Linked DNA regions of Homo sapiens: region 2 is linked to region 1. Evidence: read pairs that join two places in POLR2A ChIA-PET (ENCODE). Cell type or tissue: OCI-LY7. All regions are shown on one strand. Links, peaks and the distances in the headings refer to the core of each region. The heading gives the core; the rest is flanking DNA.

Evidence for each region. ChIA-PET counts read pairs that join two places held together with the same protein. Peaks named below come from ENCODE experiments on the same cell type or tissue, not always from the same donor. Only the 100,000 strongest peaks of a DNase experiment are listed, where the experiment ranks them.
Region 2: POLR2A ChIA-PET joins it to region 1 with 10 read pairs; 3 of 35 experiments call an interaction of 5 or more read pairs at or near these places.

The regions. Positions count from the first base shown.
Region 1 is chr5:150,661,110-150,669,109 of GRCh38, forward strand. It overlaps MYOZ3 (myozenin 3), which reads left to right and starts at 142. Exons shown (of 7, transcript NM_001122853.3): 1 at 142-318; 2 at 1,832-1,893. The coding sequence starts at 1,833. It overlaps MYOZ3-AS1 (MYOZ3 antisense RNA 1), which reads right to left. Exons shown (of 4, transcript NR_186487.1): 3 at 7,008-7,163; 4 at 4,405-4,922. In OCI-LY7, for the core only: no CTCF peak of the experiment used is centred there; no DNase peak of the experiment used is centred there.
Region 2 is chr5:150,491,048-150,506,933 of GRCh38, forward strand. It overlaps a transcript of NDST1 not described here. Among named protein-coding and RNA genes, the nearest start is that of NDST1, 9.1 kb to the right of the region's middle. RefSeq lists enhancers at 1,541-2,162, 10,425-10,985, 10,986-11,544 and a silencer at 7,480-7,774. In OCI-LY7, for the core only: no CTCF peak of the experiment used is centred there; a DNase peak (open chromatin) is centred at 8,594.

The sequences.
Region 1 (8,000 bases), core at 1-8,000:
TGTGTACACGTGGGTGCAAGCCCTCTGTCTGCACAGGCCTGTTGCCAGGGCACCTGTCTTCCCTAGGGTCTGGTGCTTTTAGCCTCTGGCTCCAGCTCCTATTGCAGCCCGAAATAAGGCTGTGACCCATGGCAAGGCAGGAATGATTCTCATCAGCTGAAGCCAGAGCTGGCTGCAGGGGACACCCTGCTCGCTGCCTACTGACTGCTGACCGCTGACTGCCTACAGGGACGCCACGCAACTCTCAGCTTCCCGACAGAGGTGTTAATCTTGAGGGTCTAAGATTCCCTCCTGCCTATTGTGGTCCCATCCTCTCAGGTACCAGCATCCTAGGGGAGCTTGGGGAACTCAGGGGAGTGGGCAGAGGAGGTGAGCCAATCCCCAGAGCTCCTTCCCCCGGAGAGGAAGGGCCCTGCAGTGGATCTAGGGAGTTTGGGGCCCCATGCAAGCCTCGATCCTGGTTTGGGAGGAGAGGAACTCTAAGCTCTAGGTTACCCTGCATTAAATGGGGAGGGTGTGGCTAGGATTAAAGGTGGGGAATAGGTAATGGCTCTGCTCAGGACTTTGGGATTTTTAGGCAGTAGAGGGAAGCAGCTTCTCTGTAAAATGAGAGACCCTTCCCAGCATCTGTGAATTTCTGTAAAGGGAGTGTTTATCAAGAAACAGATCTGTGGACTGTGGAATCCTAAACGGTTGTGATCGAGGCATTCTCAATCATCCCATGACCCTCACCCCAAATGCATGTAGACACACTCATGTTTACGTATAGTTTTAGGGGGTTTGTGAACACCCTAAAGCCCATCCATGGATCTCTGTGATTTAGCCTAACCCCCTACTGTTACAGATGGGGGAACTGAGGTGCAGAGCTGGAAAGCTACTTGTTCGCAGTTACAGAGAAAGCCAGGGACACCCACTAGACTCCAGTTGCACAATGCAGTGCCCACTGACTCCCAGGGCCCCTTGTCGGTGTTGGGGATACAGATGAAGGCAGATTGTTTTCTAAAGGAAGGAGTATAGGAAAACCTGGAGGCAAAGGAGAAGGGTACCCAGGTGGGTGGTCAGTCGAGGAGCTCAAGGGCTCTGCCTCTTCTCCAGAGGGCAAGTTAAGGTACCTGGGCAAGTTAAGGGCTCTGGACCTCATTTTATTTGCAAATCTCTTCCAAGATTCTTTGAAAGTGCCATGAGATACAAATAGGGGGATGGAACAGGAGGAAGAGAAGGGACGAGGGAGAAGAGAACACCACGGAAGTTAGCCCAGTAGCGGGGAGATGGGGAGGACGGGGGATGGTTCTCTCTGCTTGGTTGGACCAGCCTGTGCCCTCAAGCGTCAGGGCCAAGTGCCAAGGATGAAAGGGGCTCACCAGCCTTGCAGACCCCAGTGTAACCCCAACCTAGTCCATCCTCCCCCTTCCCCTAACTTAAACCTCCAACTTCTTTCAGCCTTGGACTAGGACTCTCCTGGGTCAACCGATGACAGTAGTGCCTGAGACCTTTGCCTGCCCCACCCGGATGCCCCTGGCACCTACTCTCCCTCTGATCAGGATGCCAGAGCTGGGAAAAGGCCCTAGAAACCACCCCTGAAGAGACAGTGCTTCCCTAGCAACATGAAAATAGATTCGTGCAAACTTGAGCACCTCCCTCTCGTTCCCTGGGCCTCAGTCTCCTCTGCACGGAGACCCTGAAGTCCCTTCCAGCTCAGACATCCCTTGCTTGTGATTTGGGGCTGGCCTAAAGCTGTTCAGGACTGGGGCAGGGTGAACCAGAGACTGGAAGGAGGTCTGGGGAGAAATGGAGGCAGCCTGGTCCATTTATGGGGGTCTCTCCTCCACAGGATGATCCCCAAGGAGCAGAAGGGGCCAGTGATGGCTGCCATGGGGGACCTCACTGAACCAGGTAAGGTGGTTCTAGCCTCATGCCTTCCTCAGACTCCATCATTTCCTTGCTCCCAGGCTGCACTCACTCTGGCCTGCTGGCCCCAGGCCTGGGCAGACAGGTGTGAGCTCCAGGCCAGCTCTGAGGGAGTGCCTGTAGAATTTGCTGCCTAGGCTGGGAAGCTTCCCTGAGGCACTGGGAGGGGTCTTGCCCATCTGTCCACAGACCCAGGAGCTGAGGCTGAGTGTCCCAGGCTGGGCCTTGGCTCTAAAATGACCCTGGCCCTGGCTTCATCTAAGGCCTCACCTCAGCCCCAAATTAAGCTCTGAAGACTCTGGTCCCAACTCCAGCCCTACCTGTGGCTGCAAGCTCTGCACACACTTGCCTTTGCCTATTACTCCTGTGGGTCTCACCGAGGCCTCTGGGTGGCCCAGGATGGCTGGGCCCCATGGCTAAGAGAGGGGAGTGGAGAGAGTGGAGTAGGGTGGGAAGACAGGGGAGTCGAGAGAGTGGAGCAGGGTGGGAAGAGCAGGCTGCCCATTTGAATACAAAACTTTCTACTTAAAGCTGATTCATCAAATGAGTAAATCATTTTTATCATTTCATTAAAAAAGTTTAAATTCATTTTTATCAATTTTAGAAGACCTCTTGAGGAACTCTTGATACAATTTTGGAATCTGTTTATTTGGTCTACTTTAGAGGATTTCAGGTATTTTAAAAATTAATTTAGGGGCTGGACACAGAGGCTGATGCCTTTAATCCCAGCACTTTGGGAGGCTGAGGTGGAAGAATTGCTTGAGCCCAGGAGTTTGAGACCAGCCGGGGCAACATGGTGAGACTCCATCTCTACAAAAAAAAAAAATTAGCCAGGCATGGTGGCACATGCCTGTGGTCCCAGCTACTCAGGAGGCTGAGGCAAGAGGATCGTTTGAGCCTAGGAGTTGGAGGCTATAGTGAGCTACGGTTGTGCCACTGCACTCCAGCCTGGGTGACAGAGGGAGACTCTGTCTCTAAAAAAAAAAAAAAAGAAAAAGAAAAAAATTAATTCAACTAAGTCAGAGTTCTCAAGCTTTATTGTGAATCATAATGATTTGATGTTGGTTAAGCATACAGAGTCCCAGCATCTACTCCTGAGGATTCTGACTCAGGGGACCTAAGTTAGGACTTGTGCATTTGCCTTCAGCGTGCTAAGGAGTCAGTCATATTTCATGACTTCATATGTGGCATCCTTTTAACCTATTTTGTGTGCTCTTGCCTCCTTTTGTTGATGTCCAGTTTCTTCCCCTACCCTGATTTTGTAGCTGAAATATGCACATTCTATGGGTACTGACGCTCTAACTAGAAGGGTCAGGCAATGCATTCTCTTTTCTCTTGGGGAGTTCATTACAGACCCCCAAATATGGAGACACATCATTGATACAAGACTTGAAATATATAACTTGTTGATTATTGCTAAGGTACTGACTAAAGACAATTTTGAAACAAAAGTAGGAAGAAAAAATAAATCTCATAATCTCACTACCTAAAGACGGCCACTGTAAAGTAAAAGTTATAAAAATGTTTACCATCATTGCATGCTTACTATGTGGCAGATACTTTGCTAAGAGAAAAGTATCCTTTATGCTTTGTGTCATTTCATCCCCACCACAACTCCCTAAGTTAGATATTCTCCTCATTTTGGAAATGAGAATATTGAGGCTCAGAGGAGCAGGTGATCACATCTGGTAGGTGGTAGAGCTGCAATTTGACTCCAGGTCTCTTTGTCTTCAGAGCTGTTTCTTTATTACATGGTTACAATGATAATACATCACTTTTTAAAAAAAAAATTCACTTGCCATTGACTTGGCATACATTAAAAAAATTTGTTTAATTCAGACAAAACAGACATGAACGGCTTTGAAAGTTCATCATAATGGAACCATCTGGAGATAACCACTGTTAACATATTTATGTAAATTCTTGTTCTGTTCATATATGAATGTCTTTATATAAACATACATACACATGGGCTAAATACTATATGCTATGTTCTTTGGCTTTTTTTTTTTTTCATTTAGCAGCATTCCATCCTAGTATGATTTATCTCACGCCTTCCTTCCCCGTGCTTACCAGCTTTCTGCTGTTTGGACACGTCATGTGTGTTTAACCATCCCCTGATGAGGGTTGTCTGGGGTGAGATCCTTCGGGGCAGAACAGAGGAGCCTTGTGCAAGTGACTTATTGAGAACGTGCTCTCGGAAGGGAAGGAGGAATGCAGCCTAGGGTGGGGTACTGCTGAGCGAGGATGTGGGCTCAGCGGCTGTCCAGTTCAGTGTGACCCCGCGGGGAGCTCTCGAGCATGAATTGCTCCACAGAATTCATCCCACCTGAGGCAAGGGCGCTGTGGAGCATCCATTCCACTGGCAGTTCTCTGTAGAAGGTGGTGGTGTGAACTCTTAGCCACTAATAAGGGGCATCTGGCAGCATCCACCACGAGACTGAGTCCCAGTTTTCACAATTTTAAACCCCACTGCAATAAACATTCTTATACATGTATCTTTGGACATATTTATTCAACTTTTTCCCCGAGAATAAATTCCTAGAAATAGAAATACTCAGTCAAATAGATTTTATCTTTTTTTATTTTTTAATAGAGACAGGGTCTTGCTATATTGCCCAGGCTGGTCTTGAACTCCTGGGCCCAAGCAATCCACCCACTTTGCCCTCTGCAAGTGCTGGGATTATAGTTGTGAGCCACTGTGCCTGCCATTTTTTTTTTTTAAATATTGAGCTCAGCTGGGGGAGGTGGCTCACGCCTGTAATCCCAGCACTTTGGGAGACTGAGGCAAGCGGATGACCTGAGGTTGGGAGCTCGAGACCAGCCTGACCAACATGGAGAAACCCCATCTCTACTATAAATACAAAATTAGCCAGGCGTGATGGTGCATGCCTGCAATTCCAGCTACTCGGGAGGCTGAGGCAGGAGAATCGCTTGAACCCGGGAGGCAGAGGTTGCAGTGAGCCGAGATCATGCCATTGCACTCCAGCCTGGGCAACAAGAGTGAAACTCGTCTAAAAAAAAAAAAAAAAAAAGAACAATATTGAGCTCAGCTCATCTGTATAGTATTTCAGAATATGATACTGAGGGTGCTTTATTATGTATTTAGGTATAACTATTCTTTTATATTTTTAAGTAGGCAGTACACTTTCTTGTTAAAAACAGTTACAACAAAACAGTGTAAACAATTTCCAACCCTCCTCCTTTATATGTCCCATGGTCACTGCTGTGGTGACATGTCTCCTTGGCATGTCTCCTTGCAGATTTTTCAATGCATGCAAAAACACATACTTATTTTTTAATATAGAAATGGGGGCCGGGCGCGGTGGCTCACACCTGTAATCCCAACACTTTGGGAGGCTGAGGCGGGCAGATCACTTGTGGTCAGGAGTTTGGGACCAGCCTGGCCAACATGGTGAAACCCCATCTCTGCTAAAAATACAAAAATTAGCCGTGCGTGGTGGCTCATGCCCATAGTCCCAGTTACTTGCGAGACTGAGGCAGGAGAATCACTAGAACCCAGGAGGCAGAGGTTGCAGTGAGCCGAGATTGCACCACTGCACTCTAGCCTGGGCAACAGAGCAAGACTCTGTCTCAAAAAAAAAAAAAAAAAATATATATATATATATATACACACACATATATATAAAATATAGTTATATAATATATAATATAAATGGGATCTTAGAATACCTATTCTTCTGAATCTTACTTTCCCCTCCAATTAATTTATACTGGATTTCTTTTTTTCTTTTTTTTTTGAGACAGCATCTCACTCTTTTGCCCAGACTGGAGCACAGTGACATGATCTCAGCTCATTGCAAACTTCACCTCCACCTTCAAGTGATTCTTGTGCCTCAGCCTCCCAAGTAGCTGAATTACAGGCACACGCCACCATGCCTGGCTAATTTTTGTATTCTTAGTAGAGAAGGGGTTTTGCCATGTTGGCCAGGTTGGTCTTGAACTCCTGACCTCAAGTGATCCACCCTCCTCTGCCTCCCAAAGTGCTGGGATTATGGGTGTGAGCCACTGCGCCCGGCCTATAAGTGGATTTCTTTCTGTTCTTAGCACATAAAAAGTGTCCTTTATGTGTCCGTTGAAAGAATAAAAAAAAATCAGTGTCCTTTTTAGACAGCTATTTAGGATTCCATTGACTGGCATGAATCACAGCACCCAAGTGACCCCCAGTACTGCCTGGTAGCCATGTCCATCTCCCTAGTTCATTCACTATCTCATGCTACTCTCTTAATGACTTTGGCAACCCCTCTTCTCAAACCTCCAATACCTCCTTGCACAACCTCATTCTCAGCTAAAGACCTTGCTTCTTATTCCACTGAGAAAAATAGAGTAACCAGAAGAGAACATCTGCAAGCATCCTCCGCCACATCTGTCTACTTGCTTGCATCTGCACCCGTGTTTGTGGTTTTCCTTTCTGATATGGTGGATGGACTCTCCTCATACCTGCCTGGTGCCAATTCCTCTGGCTGGGCTCTGGAAACCCAGCTCTCCTGTCACTCCTGCTCAAGGACATTCCTTCAGCAATTCTCCCCTCTCTCTATTGCATTGTCAAATGTTCCCGTCAGTTAACGCACATGCTGTTATTTCTCCATTTTTACAAACAAACAAACAAACCCCTCTTGATCCCATAGCTGTCTGTAGCCAGGATCCTTTAAAGCCCAACTCTTCCAAGCAGTTGTCTATATTGTTCTTACCAATCCTCTCTTTCTCTCTTTTTGACATTTTATTAGTCAATTTCCAAAGACACATACAAGTAGGGAGTACATGGTCCCTCCTTCATTCCTAAATTTCAAAGCTAATACCAAAAAGCATGTCATTTCACCCCGCAAATTCTTCAGAATGCATCAAAATAATAAAAGGGCATTTCCTTACATGCCACAAAGATATTAGCATACTGAACAAAATTTGCAGTAATGATTTGATACCATTTAATAAGCGGTCTGTATTCAACCTTCTTCAGTTTTCTAGTTTGTTTTCATCAGCATCCAAACAAGGGCCACAGTTTTTATTTGGTTGCTATGGCTCCTAAATCTCCTTTAATCTAAAGCAACCCCTCTGCCCCTTTTTTCCATGTCACTCACTTGTTTGAAAAACCAGGCCAGTTGTCCTGTAGAATGTCCTGCGTCCTGGATTTGGCTTATCGCTTCCTCATGGTGTGGTTAAACTTGTTCTTCTGTCCATTTTCTCTTGAACCCTCTCCAGTTAGGCTTTCACACCCAAACACTCCATAGAAACTGCTTTAGTGAAAATTACCAATGACCTTGTATTGCTAAATATAATAGTGGATTTTCAGCCCTCATCTTCCTTGACACATCAGCAGCACTTGGCTCTGTTAGTCTCTCTATCATACCTGAAATGCTTTCATCATTTATTTCCAGGATGCCATCCTCTTTAGTTTCTTCCTATGTTGTGGGCTGCTCCTGCCCAGGCTCCTGGCTTGGTTCCTCCTCACCGCCTCACTGTAAATGTTGGAGGCCCCAGGCTCCGTCTCTGATCCTCTTTACCTATTCTCATTTCTTTATGATCTCATCCAGCCTCCCAGCTTAAAATACCATTTATGGAGCTGGAATATGAACGTATGTGTATCTGATTTTAGAGATGGACTAGGCAGGCCGTGCTGCCCACACAGGGCTCTCACCTGCCAAGGTCCTCACCATTCTGTCCCCTCTGTCCTGCAAAAGGCTTCCTTTGTTGGCCAAACGTGAAAGTTTGAATTTGGCTGGTAGGAAACGCACAAAGGATAGGGATGGGTCTCAAACTACTAAGAACAGCCATCACCCTGAAAATCCTCTAAATAGCTGTAAAGACTAGTTCCAACTATGAGAAAAGAAATAAATGTAACGTTCTTCATTGAAAAACAACAACAAATACCAGTAAATACCAGTAAAAGCTCATGATGCCCAACATTTCACCTCCAGGTCAGTTTTCTCCAGATTCACACATCTATCTCCCTCCTCAGCACCACTACTTAGATGCCTACAAGTCTCCTCAAACTTAGTGTGCCCAGTTTTGGAGACAATTAGCAGAGTTTGGATATGGACTAGATATTAGGTAAAACAAAAATTTGTTCACTT
Region 2 (15,886 bases), core at 3,727-11,726, 170 kb before region 1:
ACCAGTACACAGCTCCAGGGTCACCTCTTCCATGTAGCCATCCCTAATTCTCCAGAGCTGGCATTGCCTGCTCCCTCCTTTACATGTGTAGAACCTGTTACCTGGACCTCTCATGGGCCCTTCAGCTCTTAGCTTTGAACTCTAGCTTCCTAAAGACAAGTCTTATCTCCTCTAGGCTCTGTACTCTGGAGGCAGGGGCTGCACATGACCGCTTTCCAATGGGGGTGGGCAGTGTTGTAGAGTGGAATCAAAAGTCCTGGGTTCAAATCACCATTCTGCTACTACTAGCTGCATGATCTAGGGTAAATTACCTAAATTTCCCTGGACATCAGTTTCCTCAACTTCACAATGGGGATAATAATAGTTCTGTTTTGTTAGGGAGGTTAAGGAAATCAGTGCTTTGACATAGTAAGTGTGCAGTAAGTAGAAGCTGTTCAAAGATAACAGTTGTTATAATTATTGTTTGTAGCTAGAGGGGATCTGTCCTTTTAGAGATGAGAGAAAGAATCCCTGGAATTTGAGTTTCTGAACTTTCTGCCTAATGGCCTGAGATGGCATGTGCAGATGAGGAAACTGAGGCCTGGAGAGATAGAGCAATTTGCATGGTATGTGGGAACATCTGGTTTCATCTAGGAAGCTGGACAGGATTTCTTTTCTTTGTTATGCCTCTGTTTTTCTTCTTCCTTCCTGTCATCAAGCCTAAGGTGCTCAAGTTCCATGGGCTCAATCTCCTCCCTGGTGACCATGTTGAAGGATGTCTAAAGATTACACCAGATAAATTGGGCTGGCTGAGAAGGTCCCGCTGGGCTGGCGGCCCTGTGGCTGTCCTCGTAACCAGGGACCCGTACCCCAGACTGCATGGGCTGGAGCTTTTGGAGGCCTCCCACCCAGTCTCACTTTGCCTGGGAAGGGGGAGAGGATGGCGGCAGAGACAGGTGACATGGGCTTGGTCTTGGGGCAGGTGACTAGAAGATCCAGACAGAGCAAAGGTTGAGAGCCAGGCTCTGGAGCCAGGTGGCCTGTGTTCAGGTCCCTGCTGGGCTGCTTCCTATGTGTGAGACCTTGGGCAAGCTGTTTAGCTCTTCCTCTGTACAAAGGGGATGATAATTATCCCCATCTGACAGGATTTAGAAAGATAACACACTGTGAGCCCAATCTATGTGAATTATCGTTATTATTGTAGTTGATATTATTAACTAAGGAGTTCATTTAATCCTCACAACAGCAATGAGAGATAGGCACTATTATTATTCCCTTTTAGCAGATGTAGCAAGCAAGGCTTAGAGAGGTAGGTGGCCAGCCTGGAGAAGTTTAGTCCCAGGGGATTACAGTCAGGGCCCGCTGCTTTCTGAGGGGTTGCTCTGGCCAGAGGAGGTAGACTTGTGTGAGGTGCTGGAGGGCAAATCCAATGGGTAGATGGGCCAGGAGAGGCTGACTTCAACTCAGTGTAATGAGGAGACTTAAAAAAAAAATTAGAGCAAGCCAAGATGGAAGGGATTGTGTCTGCAGGGAGCGAGCTCCCTGTTTCTGGAGGTGGAAGCAGAATCCTGGAGCTCATGTGATGAAGAAGTGGTGGGGATGGCCTCGTTCAGACCTGAGGTCTGGCTCCACGAGGGAGGGCTTGGATTTTTATCATCCTAGGCTGTCCAAGGGATCGGCCTGTCTGGGCAGGTCCCAGGGTGGCATTAGGTGGAGGTTTGCTATAGTCATCGCTGCACGGCAGCCACCTCTGGTTTACACCACCAGCCTTGCAAGTATGACCTGCCCAGGCAGAGGCCAGATGAGGAGAAATGAGTGTTGTCATAGCAGGGCCTTTACTCATGCTGCATCCTCTGCCTGCATTCATTCCCTCCCCCTCTCCTTATGCCCGGGCAACTCCTGCTAATGCTTCTGTGAGTGTAAGCACCATCTATTCATGGAAGCTCTTCCTGATCCACCTGCAGGCTAAGTCAGTGGTTCTGAAAGTTGGGTTCTGGATCAGTAGCGTCAGCGTTACCTGGGAACTTGTTAGAAGTGCAGATTATCTAGCTCTATACTGGACCTGCTGAATTAGATATCCTGGAGGGTGGGATTCAGCAATCTGTTTTAAGAACCTTCCCGCTGATTCTAATGCATGCTGAATTTTTTTTTTTTTTTTTTTTTTTTTTTTTGAGGCAAAGTTTTGTTCTTGCTGCCCAGGCTGGAGTGCAATGGTGTGATCTCGGCTCACTGCAACCTCTGCCTCCCAGGTTCAAGTGATTCTCCCATCTCAGCCTCCCAAGTAGCTGGGATTACAGATGCCTGCCACCATGCCCAGCTAATTTTTGTATTTTTAATAGAGACAGGGTTCCACCATGTTGGCCAGGCTGGTCTCGAACTCCTGACCTCAGGTGATCTGCCCACCTCGACCTCCCAAAGTGCTGGGATTGCAGGCATGAGCCACCGCACCTGGCCGCGTGCTGAATTTTAAGAAATACTAGGATAGATCATTAAAAAAAAAAACTGATGCCTGTTTCCTTGGGCTCTCTTGTTTTCAGCCTATTCAGTCACCCAGCAGATGTGGGGGACCCAGAGTAAAGCCCAGGTTCTCACCACCCTGTTTTCAAGGAGCCCCCATCTTGTAACAGCTCCCTATCCCCCAGGAAACAATCTCGTGACACAATGATGGGATACAACAGAACCCCAACATGATTATAGGAGCCAGTGCTGGGGCAACATGAGGAAGGCAGGATTGGGGAGCTGGAAGAGCAGGGGAGATTTTGTGGGTTGCAAGCCTGGGTGCCAGAGACATGGCAGCTCTCTTCTGGGGCTGGGGCCAGGGCAGGGGTTGGGCAGAGAGCATGGGCTCTGCCTTAAAGAATAGTGTGCTTAGGGCCGGGCGTGGTGGCTCATGCCTGTAATCTCAGCACTTTGGGAGGCCAAAACGGGTGGATCACCTGAGGTCAGGAGTTTGAGACCAGCCTGGCCAACATGGTGAAACCCCATCTCTACTGAAATACAAAAATTAGCTGGGCATGGTGATGGGTGCCTGTAATCCCAGCTACTTGGGAAGCTGAGACAGGAGAATCGCTTGAAACTGGGAGGTGGAGGTTGCAGTGAGCCGTGATTCTGCCACTGCACTCCAGCCTGGGCAACAGAGCAAGACTCCATCTCAAAAAAAAAAAAAGTATAGTGTGCTTAGGTGTGTATATGCACACGTGTGTGTGGTGTGGGTGCACACATATGCGATTACAATGGCCATATGTAGTCTGAGGGGGCTGAGTGGCCTTAACTGCTATCAATCCAGTGGTTTTAAGCATCTCAATAATTTTTTTCCTTTTTTTTTTGAGACGGGGTCTCACTCTGTCACTGAGACTGGAATGCAGTGGTGCGATCTTGGCTCACGGCAACCTCTGCCTCCCAGGTTCAAAGGATCCTCCCACTTCAGCCTCCTGAGTAGCTGGGACTATAGGTGTGCACCACCACGCTCAGCTATTTATTTGTGTGTATTTTTTGTAGAGATGGGGTTTTACCATGTTGTGCAGGCTGGAATCCAACTGAACTCAAGCGACCCTCCCACCTTGGCCTCCCAAAGTGTTGGGATTACAGGCATGAGCCACCGCACCCAGTCAGCATCTCAATAATTTCTTTTTCTTTCTTTCTTTCTCTCTTTTCTTTTCTTTTCTTTTCTTTTCCTTTCTCTTTCTTTCTTTCTTTCTTTCTTTTCTTTTCTTTTCTTTTCTTTCTTTTCTTTCTTTTCTTTCTTTCTTCTTTCCTTTTTTTTTCAGAGTCTCACTCTGTTGCCCAGGCTGGAATGCAGTGATCTTGGCTCACTACAACCTCTGCCTCTCAGGTTCAAGCGATTCTCCTGCCTCAGCCTCCCAAGTAGCTGAGATTACAGATGTGTGCCACCACACCTGGCTAATTTTTGTATTTTTAGTAGAGACGGGGTTTCACCATGTTGGCCAGGCTGGTCTCGAACTCCCGACCTCAAGTGATCCACCTACCTTGGCCTCCCAAAGTGCTGGGATTACAGGCCTGAGCTACCGCGCCCGGCCTCAATAATTTTTTTTTTTTTTTTGAGACGGAGTCTTGCTCTGTCACTCAGTCTAGAGTGCAGTGGCACGATCTCAGCTCACTGCAACCTCTGCCTACTGGGTTCAAGTGATTCTTCTGTCTCAGCCTCCCGAGTAGCCGGGACTACAGGCACACGCCACCACGCCCAGCTAATTTTTGTATTTTTACTAGAGACAGCATTTTGCCATATTGGCCAGGCTGGTCTTGAACTCCTGACCTCATGATCCACCTGCCTCGGCCTCCCAAAGTGTTGGGATTACAGGCGTGAGCCACTGCACCCGGCCTAATAATTTTATTTTTTTATTTTTTATTTTTTTTTGTGATGGAGTTTCACTTTTGTTGCCCAGGCTAGAGTGCAATGGCGCGATCTGGGCTCATTGCAACCTCTGCCTCCCGGGTTCAAGCAATTCTTCTGTCTCAGCCTCTTGAGTAGCTGGGATTACAGGCGCCTGCTACCACGCCCGGCTAATTTTTGTATTTTTAGTAGAGACGGGGTTTCATCACTTTGGTCAGGCTGTTCTCGAACTCCTGACCTCGAGTGATCTGCCCGCCTCGGCCTCCCAAAGTGCTGGGATTACAGGCATGAGCCACCGTGCCCGGCCTTAATAATTTTAATGATGATGATCATAATTGCTGCTCACATTTATTGACAGCTTATAAATGCTTGCTGGGCACTTCCATGTCACCTCATCAGAAGCAATCCCCAGGACAATCCTATAGGTAGGCAGTATCATCACTATTACTGTCCCCACTTAATAGATGAAAATACTGAGGCCACACAGCTATAAAAGGATAGATCTAAGAATTCTGTGGAGATATATAGAGTGCTTAAAGGCATGATCTCATTGGAAGGAGAGCAGTAGGGGATTGTCATGGAGTGTTTGTATCATAGGCACAACTTACGGTGATTTTCTAAAGATGTCCCCAAATATATATTTTGTCAAATGAGTGAATTATGCTTTGGAGGAAGGTGGATGGGATTGTGTTGGGGTGGTTAGGGCTCCAGCCTCCAAGCTGGGGCTTCCACTGCAGACATTGTTGTTCTCCTGTTTTGTGGATGGGCTGTCTGAGGCTCAGAGATTCAGTAGTGAGTTCAAGGTTCCACTGCTAGGGCAAAAGAACAAATCAGAGAGATGAAAGTGGATCTCTAACTGGGCATGGTGGCATGTGCCAGAAATCCCAGCTACTCGGGAGGCTGAGGTAGGAGGGTTGCTTAAGCCCAGGAGTTCAAGACCAGCCTGGACAACATAGTGAGACCCTGTCTCAAACAGCAAAAAGAGTAGATCTCCTTTGGTTCTAACAAGAGGGGATGTGAGATTCAAGATCAGAGCCCACTGTCCACTCTGCTGTCTTTTCGTGCCTCGGTGTCCCCAAGCTGCTGCCCAGGAGCCCAAGGGTGGGCAGTCTTTGTCTGACACAGGAACCCCTTCACTTCACATTTAGGGGATTGAGGCCTAGTGGAGCAGGGACTCACCCACGGCCACACAGGGGGTCAGAATTACTGTTGAGGCCAGAATCCAGAATTGTTTCAGTTCCAACCAGGAAGGGGTTTGTTTCCCAAAACCTGTCCCTACCCCACCCCTTCTTTGGCAGGCGGAGTAGCTGTCGCCCTCAGGGTGGCCCAGAGCAGTGCTGGGGGTAGAGATGAAGGTGCCTTGTGAAGACACTGCCAAGAAGGGGTGGGGCAACTTCCAAGAGGAAGAGCACCAAGAAGCCCAAACCCCAGACGGAAACCAAATGTATTTTCTGGGCCCTGAGAGGATATTTGGAACAATGGAGGTGGGATGAGGGAAGTTAAAAAGGGCTTCTTGATATCCTTAGAAAAAAAAAATACAGGCTTTAAGTTTGACTTTTGTTTCTCTGAAGGATGTTTGTGTAACTTTCTGAAGGCAGGATCCCAGCACTCTGTGAAGCTTGTCAGATGCTGTTTTTTTGTTTTTTTAAATTTTTATATTTTTTTGAGACAGAGTCTGCTCTGTTGCCCAGGCTGGAGTGCAGTGGCGCGATCTTGGCTCACTGCAGCCTCCATCTCCCGGGTTCAAGCGATTCTCCTGCCTCGGCCTCCCGAATAGCTGGGATTACTGGTGTGTGCCACCATACCCAGCTAAATTTTTTTTGTATTTTTAGTAGAGACGGGGTTTCACCATATTGACCAGGCTGGTCTCGAACTCCTGACCTCAGGTGATCTGCCTGCTTTGGCCTCCCAAAGTGCTGGGATTGCAGGCATGAGCTACCACGCCTGGCCATTAGGTGCTGTTTTTATAGATTCAGGGCTTTGGAGCTGGGAAGGACTCGATCAAGTAGTCTCCTCACTTTATAGTTGGTGAAATGGAGGCTGAGAGGTGGGGGGCCTGCTTGAGGTCACACAGTGAGGCAGCCGAGGTCTTGGATCTTCCTATGTGTTGCAAGAGGCTGTCCATCTTGACTTACCACCTCCTGGGACCTGGCTGGCATGGGGGCTGGGCGGTCACTGATGAGGGGTTCCCTTCAAAATGCTCATTGCTGCTGGGGATAGGATAAGGCCAGGTCTGGTCTTGGGCAAGATGAGCCCACTGGTGGGGAGAAGGCTGAGATGGTACACCTGGTAATGCCACCCTCATCCAGATGCCAGGCCCAGCTGTGCACCGTCTGCCCAGCAGCTGGGAGCTGTGAGTCACACCCAGTGGATACAGAGGCGCAGGCCATTGTGTGCCGTGATTCATTCTGTTCTCCCGGCCCCGAAGGGATGACGAGGCCCTGAGCACCGATCCATGCCCACGCCTGTGGATGAAAGCTGATATGAGGAGGCCCAGGGGACCTGAGGGAGTCGGCTCCCTCTGCTACCTCCTGTCTCTTGAGTATCCTGTGATCGTGACCTGTCCATTCCCACCAGTGCAGGGGTCCATGAGCCCCCAAAGGTGCAGTGAGTTGTAGGCATTTCTGTGTTTTCTTTTTCTGAAGAAAGAGTTTGTTGGTTTCATCAGATCATCAGAAGGCTGGGTGTCCCTGTGGAGTGCTGACGGGGCCGTGTGCACTGCGGGCTTGAGAAATGGTGGCAGCGTGGTGCAAATAGAAAGTAGCCTGGTGGCAGTGTAGCATCCTGGGTCAGGGTGTGGTCTTGGAGACGGGCTGTTGGCTTCTGAGCTGGCACCTCCACTTAGGAGCTGTGTGACATTGGGTAAGTTACTTTGTCTGTGCTTCCTCAGTAAAATGGCAATAACAGTATTTATCTCATGGTGTTATAGTTAGACTTTTAGGTAAGTTAATGTTTGTAAAGGACTTACCTCGTGCTTGGTACAAAGTAATCATTTGGTAAAAGTTTGCTGTTGGTAGTTCTAGCTCTGCTATGAATTTGCTGAGTGATCTTGTAAGTGTCTGATCCTGGGGTCTTAGTCTCCACCCCTGGCTCCGCACTCTGTGCTGGGCTTTCTAGGAGCTGCAGGACCAGCTTAGAGAGCAGGGGTGGGCAGGGGAGGTAGGGGAAACCCTTTCTGCATTCTGGGACTCCCTAGCCCAGGCCCTCCCTGGCTTTGTCCTGAGGCAGGGTTATGTAACCAGCCGGGTCTGGCCAGGCAGGGCACGATTCTCAACCTCCTTTTGTCCCTCCATTGTCTCTTTCTCTCCCTTCCCCCCACGGAGCTGTCGTTAGCTGACCTGTTCCTCAAGCTCCAGGGATGAAATTGGACCCTTGCTATTCTGCCACCAATTGATTTAGTTTAGTCCAGAGGTTTGCTGGGCTGGCGGCCCCTCCTCCCGCTACCTGGGGACAGCACTAAACTGATACCTCTATGCCTGCTTCATGCCTCCTTTTTGGGGAGGAAACACAGGAGTCTAGATGACTTGGGCTCTTGGTCCAGCCTGCCAGGTTGTAGGGACAGGATGTTCCTGCCTATGGCCTCTGAAGTTCTAGAGGTACACCCCACTCCCTATCCAGGATTCCTTCCCCAGAAGAGCCTTCTCCATCCTTGCAGCCCAGCACCAATGCCTTCTCTTCCAGGAAGCCTTCCAAGGTACCTCAGCTGCAGGGAAGTTGGCCTCTACTGAGCTCCACAGTGTGTTCTCTGTCCCTTTTAAGAAAACAGAGGTCACAAACTGGCAGGCCACATTTGCCCTATGGGCAGATTTTGTTTGGTCCATGCCAAATATTGAGCTGGTTGCCAACCAGAGGTTTTACATAAAAACTCAGACTTCTGGCTTTATTTCAAAAATTGGAAGACAGGAAAACCTTGAGCCTACATTCTCCAGGGGTCATTGCTGGAGGTGAGGCATGTACACTTCACCCCATCCCCAGCCAGCCATTTCATATGCTTACATGATCTTTCTGGTCACTGGAGGCATCTGAGTTTGCAACCCTGTCCTTAAGCTATGAACCACTTTCTCTCCTACCTTGTTCCTTTGTGGGCTCTTCTAAGGCAGCGGGTGTAAGGGCTGTGGGCTGAATCACCTTTGTGTCCCTCGAAGCATGGAAGCATTGGAGCATCATGCTTAGGCTCAGGACGGTTTCCCCAGTAGGAGCATAACAAGTGCTTCCTGTGTGAAAGCAGGTGTGGCCATGGTCTATCCCTCCAGCTGTGAAGGTTCCATTTGCTAGAGGCCTCTGGGTCAGCCTGCTCTGTGACCCTCGAATCCTCCCCCAAGATAAGCTCTGCCTGCGTAGCCACTGACCCAGGCGGCTTCTTAAGCTGCAGATAACAGTCCCTGAAAGGGCGGGCCCCACCCTGCAGTGTAACCAAGGAGAGGAGCATCCACCTGCAGCTGTCACCAGGTCTTACTCTCATGGTGGGCTTGGAGGAGTTTAGGGAGGGGAGGACTGTGCTCAGCAGCCTTCAGAGGATATCAGGTCCAGACCTCTGTGTGCTGAGGCCAGCAGGGTGAAGAGGGGTGTGGACCAGTTCAGATGTTTACTGGCCTGGGCTTCTTCTCCATTGGGCCTCTCTGTGCTTTCTCCTCCTAGAGTATGTTGCTTTATCCGACAGCTCCCTTGTCCAACTGTCTGTCCCGTCAAGGTTTATTTAACTCATTCAATTGAAATCTTAAGTATTCCCTGGGGCCTGCTAAGATGTCTTCTCCTGGAAGAGGTCTTAGCTGAGAGGTTGCAATTGTTCTGGCTACAGGAAAAACCTGGGAAGCTTGCAAAAATGCATGCAGATTGCTGCCCCCACCCGCTGCCTCCTGCTCTGATTCTTTCATTCTAGGGTGTAGCCTCCCCATCCTGAGAACATTCAGACCAGGGGGTCTATAGACCACTCTTTAAGGACTGTCTTAGTGCATGGAGCCCAGGGCTGGTAGGGAGGAGCCTTGGGTGGCTGTTGTGCTGGGCGACATTAACCATGCCCCTTTCTCTCTCTGGGCTACTCTTTTGCCCCCTGTGCCAATGTTCTGGGCTTCCCCAGTTGTCGTGGCTGAGTGCAATGTGAGCTATCCTTGGAGAGGATAACACAGAGTGGATTGGGGCAGGTGCCAGTGTCTGGGTGGGGTGAGGGCTGCCAGTCCTGGCCCCACCCTAGCCAGGCCCAGAGGAGTTTCACATTCACATTAGGGAACAGGTCAGGAGAGGAGGCAGACTGAAAGCCTGGCTCAAAGTGGGCAAGTGCTGTGCCCCTGGTATCAGGCCCCACAGGGAAAGCCTGGCCTGGGTGGCCCAGTGACCTGGCCACAGGCTGAGGGGCTCTCCTGCTGTGTGGTCCTGTGGCAGGCAGGCTGAAACATCAAGTGCAGGCATGAACAAGCCATTTACAGCCGGGTAAACTGAGGTACATAGAGGGAAGACACTCTCCTAATGTCACTTGAGTGGGTGGAAAGCTGGGCTGGGACCCCAGGTCTTCCAATGCCAGGCAAGGCCACACTCTTCCATCTCCACCTCCCTCTGCAGGGGCAGTGGCAGATCATCTAGCTGGGACAATCATCTGATTGTCTATGACGACCTAGTTAGAGCCTGGAAAAATGAACCATCGTCACAGCCACCCCGGAGGCATGAAACCGGTTGGGTGTGCAAATTACCCCTCAAACATTCTCCATCCCATTTTTTGTTGTTGTTGTTTTGTCTTTCCTTAAACTATCTGATGGGACAGCTGCCTCTGTGCCCGCTTCCGCCTGACACTGGGCTTCGTGCTCTTCATTCTGAGAACAAAGCTTCCTTCTGATAGTCCTCCTGCTGACCACAGGAAAAGGGCAAGCGTAGCACCAGCCTCCCTCCTCTGCCTCCTCTTGCTGGGAGCATGGGGTAGGCAGCCTTGGATGGATGCTGGAAAGGCCATGAAGGTGGGTGGCGGCGGTCCAGTCCACATTCCCTCTGGCAGCCCAACTGTCAGGACTCAGAAGTTCTCCCTCATGGCCAAAAGGAGAGGAAAAGGCACCGGACAGGGACAAACGTAAAGTCTTGTCATCCATTGGTCCAAGCAGTCAATTGGACTAGAACAGGACTGGGAATTTGGCTGGGAACTGGCCAGGCGAAAACCCTCAGGGTTTTAGCTGGCCCAGGTTGAGTCTTGTATCAGCCTCTAGCCCCTGGTCTGTAGGGGCTGTGTAAGCCTAAAGTTGTGTGTTCAGATGAGGGAGACAATAGTCCCTCATTCAGTATATTTGTATTAAACATCTACTTTGGTCCAGGCTCTTTTCTAGAACTGGGATGCAGCAGTGAACAAAACACATGGAGACCCTGTTTTGGACGTGGGGCTGACATTTGAGTGGTGGGATGAAATGAACAGCCCAACAAGCTCACTGTCAGGTGGTGAGATGTGCCTGGAAGAAAAATAAAACTGGCTTGTGGGTCAAGAGTGTGATTTGGGGGAGTGACCCAGCCATGTCAGGTGGTCAGGATGGTCCCTGGTGAGGGGCAGTAGACTCCGGGAGGGTGGCCCACGGGAAATTGAGGGAAGAATTTTCCAGGCAGAGGGAGCTGCAGGGCAAAGGCGCTGGAACTGGAGGGCATGGGTGGCCAGAGGCAGGGCTGAAAGAATGAGAGGATGGTGGAGGAGAGGGGCCAGAGGGCATGTGGAGACAGGTAGGGCCTCTTGGCCATGGGGAGGACTTTGTTGTTTGAGTCTGAGTGGAGGGGAAGCTGCTGGCGGGCCCGATGTGAGGACTGACTGGTTTGGGTACACATTTTAGAGAGACTGCTGGGGGTGAGGGTGGACGCAGGATGACTAGCTGGGAGGCTGCTGCAGTCTTGCCACGAGAGAGGTTGGGCGAGTCAGTGGTGGGTGGGGACGGCGGGGGAGCAACCAGGGGTTGGTTCTGGATTTATTTTGCAGGATGAGCTGATGGGATTTGCTGATGGATTAGATGTGGGGTGTGAGAATAGAGTGTTGACCGCAAGGTTTCTGGCTTGAGGAACTGGAAGGACAGTTGGACAGTATTGCTATTTACCAAGACAGAGAAGGCTGTGGGACAAGCAGGTTTGGGAAGAGCAATTAAGATTTGGGGTCAGCTGTGCTGGGGTGGGGCCTATGCTGGTGGGGGAGGGGCATGGTGCACATGGGTGCTGGGTCCTGCATGTTCCTGTTGCTGTCAGGAACAGCAACAGGGGTTGTGTGAGGGGCCCCAATGCTAGGAGTCTGTTCTGTGAGAACAAATGTTTCCTGGTCCCTTCATGTCCTTTTCTCTCTCTGCAAACCTCCCTCTGCTTTTCTCTTCCTTTTGGACGAGGAAAAAGGCAGATTCTGAAGCCTCATTGTCACTGTGATGGTCCTAGCCTTTCTGCCTGGCATGCCTCCTGACAGGGAGTTCCTTCTGGGGTAGGCAAGGTTGGGGGCGGAAGGGTGGGGTGGAGGTTCAGGCCTTATCCTGGCTCTGCTACCAACAGAGCTCTTTGCCTTGGTTTCCCCTCCTGTATGGAGAAGGGTTGAGGTGGCCCCAGGGTTCTGAGGGTGGCAGGGAGCATTTGAGGAGGCCACATGGCACAGTGGTTAAGAATCTGGGCTTGGGGTCAGGCAGGCATGGGCATGAATCCTTGCCTGCTGCTTGGCTGTGAGACTGTGGACGAGTAACATAACCTCTCTGAGCCTCAATTTTCTCATCTGTAGAAATGGGCCAGTGATAGTACCTGCCTCACAGGGTTACTGTGAGGTTGAATGAGGAAATGTCCATAAAGCACTTAGTGCCAGGTGCAGTGACTCGTGCCTGTAATCCCAGCACTTTGGGAGGCTGAGGCTGGTGGATCACCTGAGGTCAGGAGTTCGAGACCAGCCTGACCAATATGGAGAAACCCCGTCTCTACTAAAAATACAAAATTAGCCAGACACGGTGGCACACACCTATAATCCCAGCTACTCAGGAGGCTGGGGCAGGAGAATCATTTGTACCTGGGAGGTGGAGGTTGCTTGTGGTGAGCCGAGATTGTGCCATTGCACTCCAGCCTGGGCAACAAGAGTGAAATTCTGTCTCAAAAAAATAAACAAACAAAAAAATAAAGCACTTAGCAAGGCCCTGGCATATAGCACACCTAGTAAACCAAGGCCTCTGCTCACAGTGACCCATGCAGGCAGGCAGGTAAGGGGCTTGGCCTAGTGAGTGGGAGGAACCGTGGGAGGTTATTGAATAGGAGCATGCCAGGCATGTGGTTTGATGGGGCAGCTGTGAGTGTGGAGACTTGGGCTGAGTTTTCTTAGCAAGTCCAAGAGCCCCTTCCACCTTCCAGAGTGAGAGCTGCGGGCCGGCCCTAATGGACCATCTTCCTTTCCCTAGCCAAGGGTCTTCATTGGCTTGGCATGGGCAGCCTCTGTTTTGCACAGGTCCCTTGGGGTGGGGTGGTCATTTTCCTTAAGGCCTCCTATAGGACCCCTTGTCTCTATATCCCAGTGGCTAGCCTTAGGGAAATGTGAGGGAAGGGCTTTGGGGGTGTGTGACATCAAAGGGACTTAATTTACGTGTAGGTAGGGCTCTGGACAGGGCTGATGGGTCAGGCGGATCCTGGAGTGGCAGTCCACTGGACACTGGGAGTGACCTCGGTTTCTGGTCTGCATCCAGGCTGGGTGGTGCTTGCTCCAGCAGAGCCGTGGAGAGGTTGACAATGGGTGGAATGTGGCCCCTTCAGAACCCACACTTCACTGGTGCCCAGGCATGCCAGCCAAGCCCTCTGCTTCTGCAAGCCTGTTTCCCAGCAGTTGAGCTGTGCCAGGACAGCCAAGGACATTTCAGAGTCCCCAGGGCTCATAGCCAGGCTGTCACCGGGCATTGCTTATTTTCCCAGGGCCCAGGAGTCTTCAGGGATGGTGGGGGTTCTGGAGATGTTCCAAGGACTTTTCTTAACAGCTTGGTAAATTGAGGTCTGGAGAGAGCAAGGCACTTGACCAAGGTCTCACAAGGCCGCCTCCCTCATATCTGCCACTCCCCTCTGTTTCCGTGTCCTCTGCACAGACTCCTGGCCTTCTGCCTGGACGTTTGTAACAACCTCCCTCTTGTGGGCTCCCTAAGAGCTTTGTTTGTCCTCCATTATCGTAATCTTGCCATAATCTGCCAGATGCACACACTATTTGATGTGTCTACCTCCTGTCCCCTCCACTGACTGCCCGTGACAGAGTCTCCCCGACAGAGCTGTGCAGCATGAGGTTTAGGCCCCAGGCTCTGGAGCCAGTCTGAACTCTGTTTGGATGCCAGCTCTGCCCCTTCCTGGCCTGGTGACCTTGGGCATGATACCCTACTTTTCTGAGCTGCTGTCTTTGTGAAATGAAAACAGTAGCAATACTTAGTTGATAGGAATGTCAGGACAGTTAAATGGGATAACGTGTGAAATGCAGAGTACAACACCTGGTACCAAGTAAACTCTCAGAAATGGTCATCATTGTCCCAAAGGCCCATCAGTTGGTTGAACTGGAAAGTCGTGAGCATGGAGGAGTAGACCCAAGCTTGGACTGGGAGGCAGAGGATGTGGGCTCCAAGTTCATCTCAAACATTGTGTTCCTGTGTGCGTGTTGGGAAGCCACTTATCCTCTGGAAACCCCACTTTCCTTTTCTGAGAAAGGGGGAAGAAATCCCTGCTATACTTTAATAAAGTTGGCATGTGATACCGCAGCAATGCCTGTGAAAATGCTTTGCATCTGTGTAATGATTTAAAAATGGCACAGCGGTGGCTGTGGTGTGCTGATGGCGATGAGGGCATTGTAACCACAGTGGTGGGCAGCTGGCCGGGCTGGAGGCTGGTTCATCTGTGGAATGCTTAGTGCCCACACGGACTTCCCCATCCCTGCCTACCTGCTCCCGGCTGTCCACCAGCCTGCCTTCACATTAGCCCCGGCATTATATGCTAGAAAATGTGGGAGGTGCAAAGAGCTGATGGCATTTCCCCAGCCCTGGTGGGTTTTCTGTTATCTGTGGCTGATGCCATGGAATGTGGGGATTAAGAACCAGACAGATGCTGGTTCGAATCTCAGCTAAGCACTTCCCAACAGGGACCTTAAGCAAGTTGCTTAATCTCTGTGGACCTCAGGCTCCATATTTGTAAAATGAGGCCATGATCAAGTAGAGGCCAAGCATTTAACAAAGAGCCCAGAACATAATGGCATCAGGTGGTTGTATAATGTGTATTCTGCCTGGAACGTGGTCACTGACAACGTGGTGACTGACAGGTTATCGATGGCAGGAAGCTGGGGCCACTGTGCCCATTTCGGGGATTTGCTGCAGAGGTCGGTTATGCTCCCTACAGAATAACCCAGCTTAGATTTAGGAGGGTCTATGGAATCATATGGCATGATTCAATTTTTTAAATTAACTCGTTTTTTAAAATTTTATTTTTTTTAGAGATGGGGTCTTGCTGTATCTCCCAGGCTGCAGTGCCATAGTGCAGTTGTAGCTCACTGCGGCCTTGAATGCCCGGGCTTCCAGCAATCCTCCTACCTCAGCCTCCTGAATAGCTGGGACTACAGGCTCGTGTCACCATGCCTGGCTTCATGATTCTGTTTTATGTGACCAAACTGAGGCCGAGAAAGGAGTGGTACTTGCCTGAGGTCACAGGCAGGTTGTGTAAGAAGGCCGGGCCTAGGATGAGGCAAGTGAGGCATCTAAGTGCAGCGTCTCAGGAGGTGCCCGCTGTGTGCTTGCACATTGTGGAGAATAAGAACCTTTGTTTTTGAGAGAGGGTCTAGCTGTGTCGCACAGGTTGGAGTGCAGTGGTGCAATCTGGGCTTACTGTAGCCTCAACCTCCTGGGCTCAGGTGATCCTCGCACCTCAGCCCTCCCATATAACTGACTATAGGCACACGCCACTACGCTGTCTAATTTTTGTAATTTTTTTTTGTAGAGAAGGGGTTTTGCCATGTTGCCCAGGCTGGTGTTGAACTCCTGGTCTCAAACTCCTGGGTCAACCTGCCTTGAGCTCCCAAAGTGTTGGGATGACAGGCGTGAGCCACTGCACCTGGCAGTGAGCACCTTCTAAAAGGCTCCTCGCGGGCCTCACCTGAGCCTAGTCCTGGGTGAGTTCCTGATCTAGGACTGGAACCCTGGTCTCCTGGCCCCATGAACTGTTCTGGACCCCTGCGAGGTACTTTTTAGAGTCTCGCTGAGGCCTCCTATTCCTCTTTAAAAGGAGCCTCTGTGAAGTAGGTCACCCAGTGCTTTTTGCTCCACGTTTCTGTTCTCTAGCTGTTGTCTGTGTCCTAGAGAAAGCCGGGCCCACTTGCCCCCACCTCTCCCCACCTTCTGCCCCCTCCCCCTGCCAGCTGCGCCTCCATGTAAGTACTTTGAGTCCCTTAACACCCCAAGGCGTGTTGGTGGCCAGCTTTTGTCGTGATGACAAGCCCCAGCAAGTCTACAGGGACTGGCTGCTTTCATGTGGGCCCTCGGTGAAGCCTCCTTGGTCTCAGCAGGCCCTGTGTTGTACCCACCAGGCCTCTAGGAGATTAGGGGGCTTCTGTGGCTCCAGATGGCTCAAAGCTTT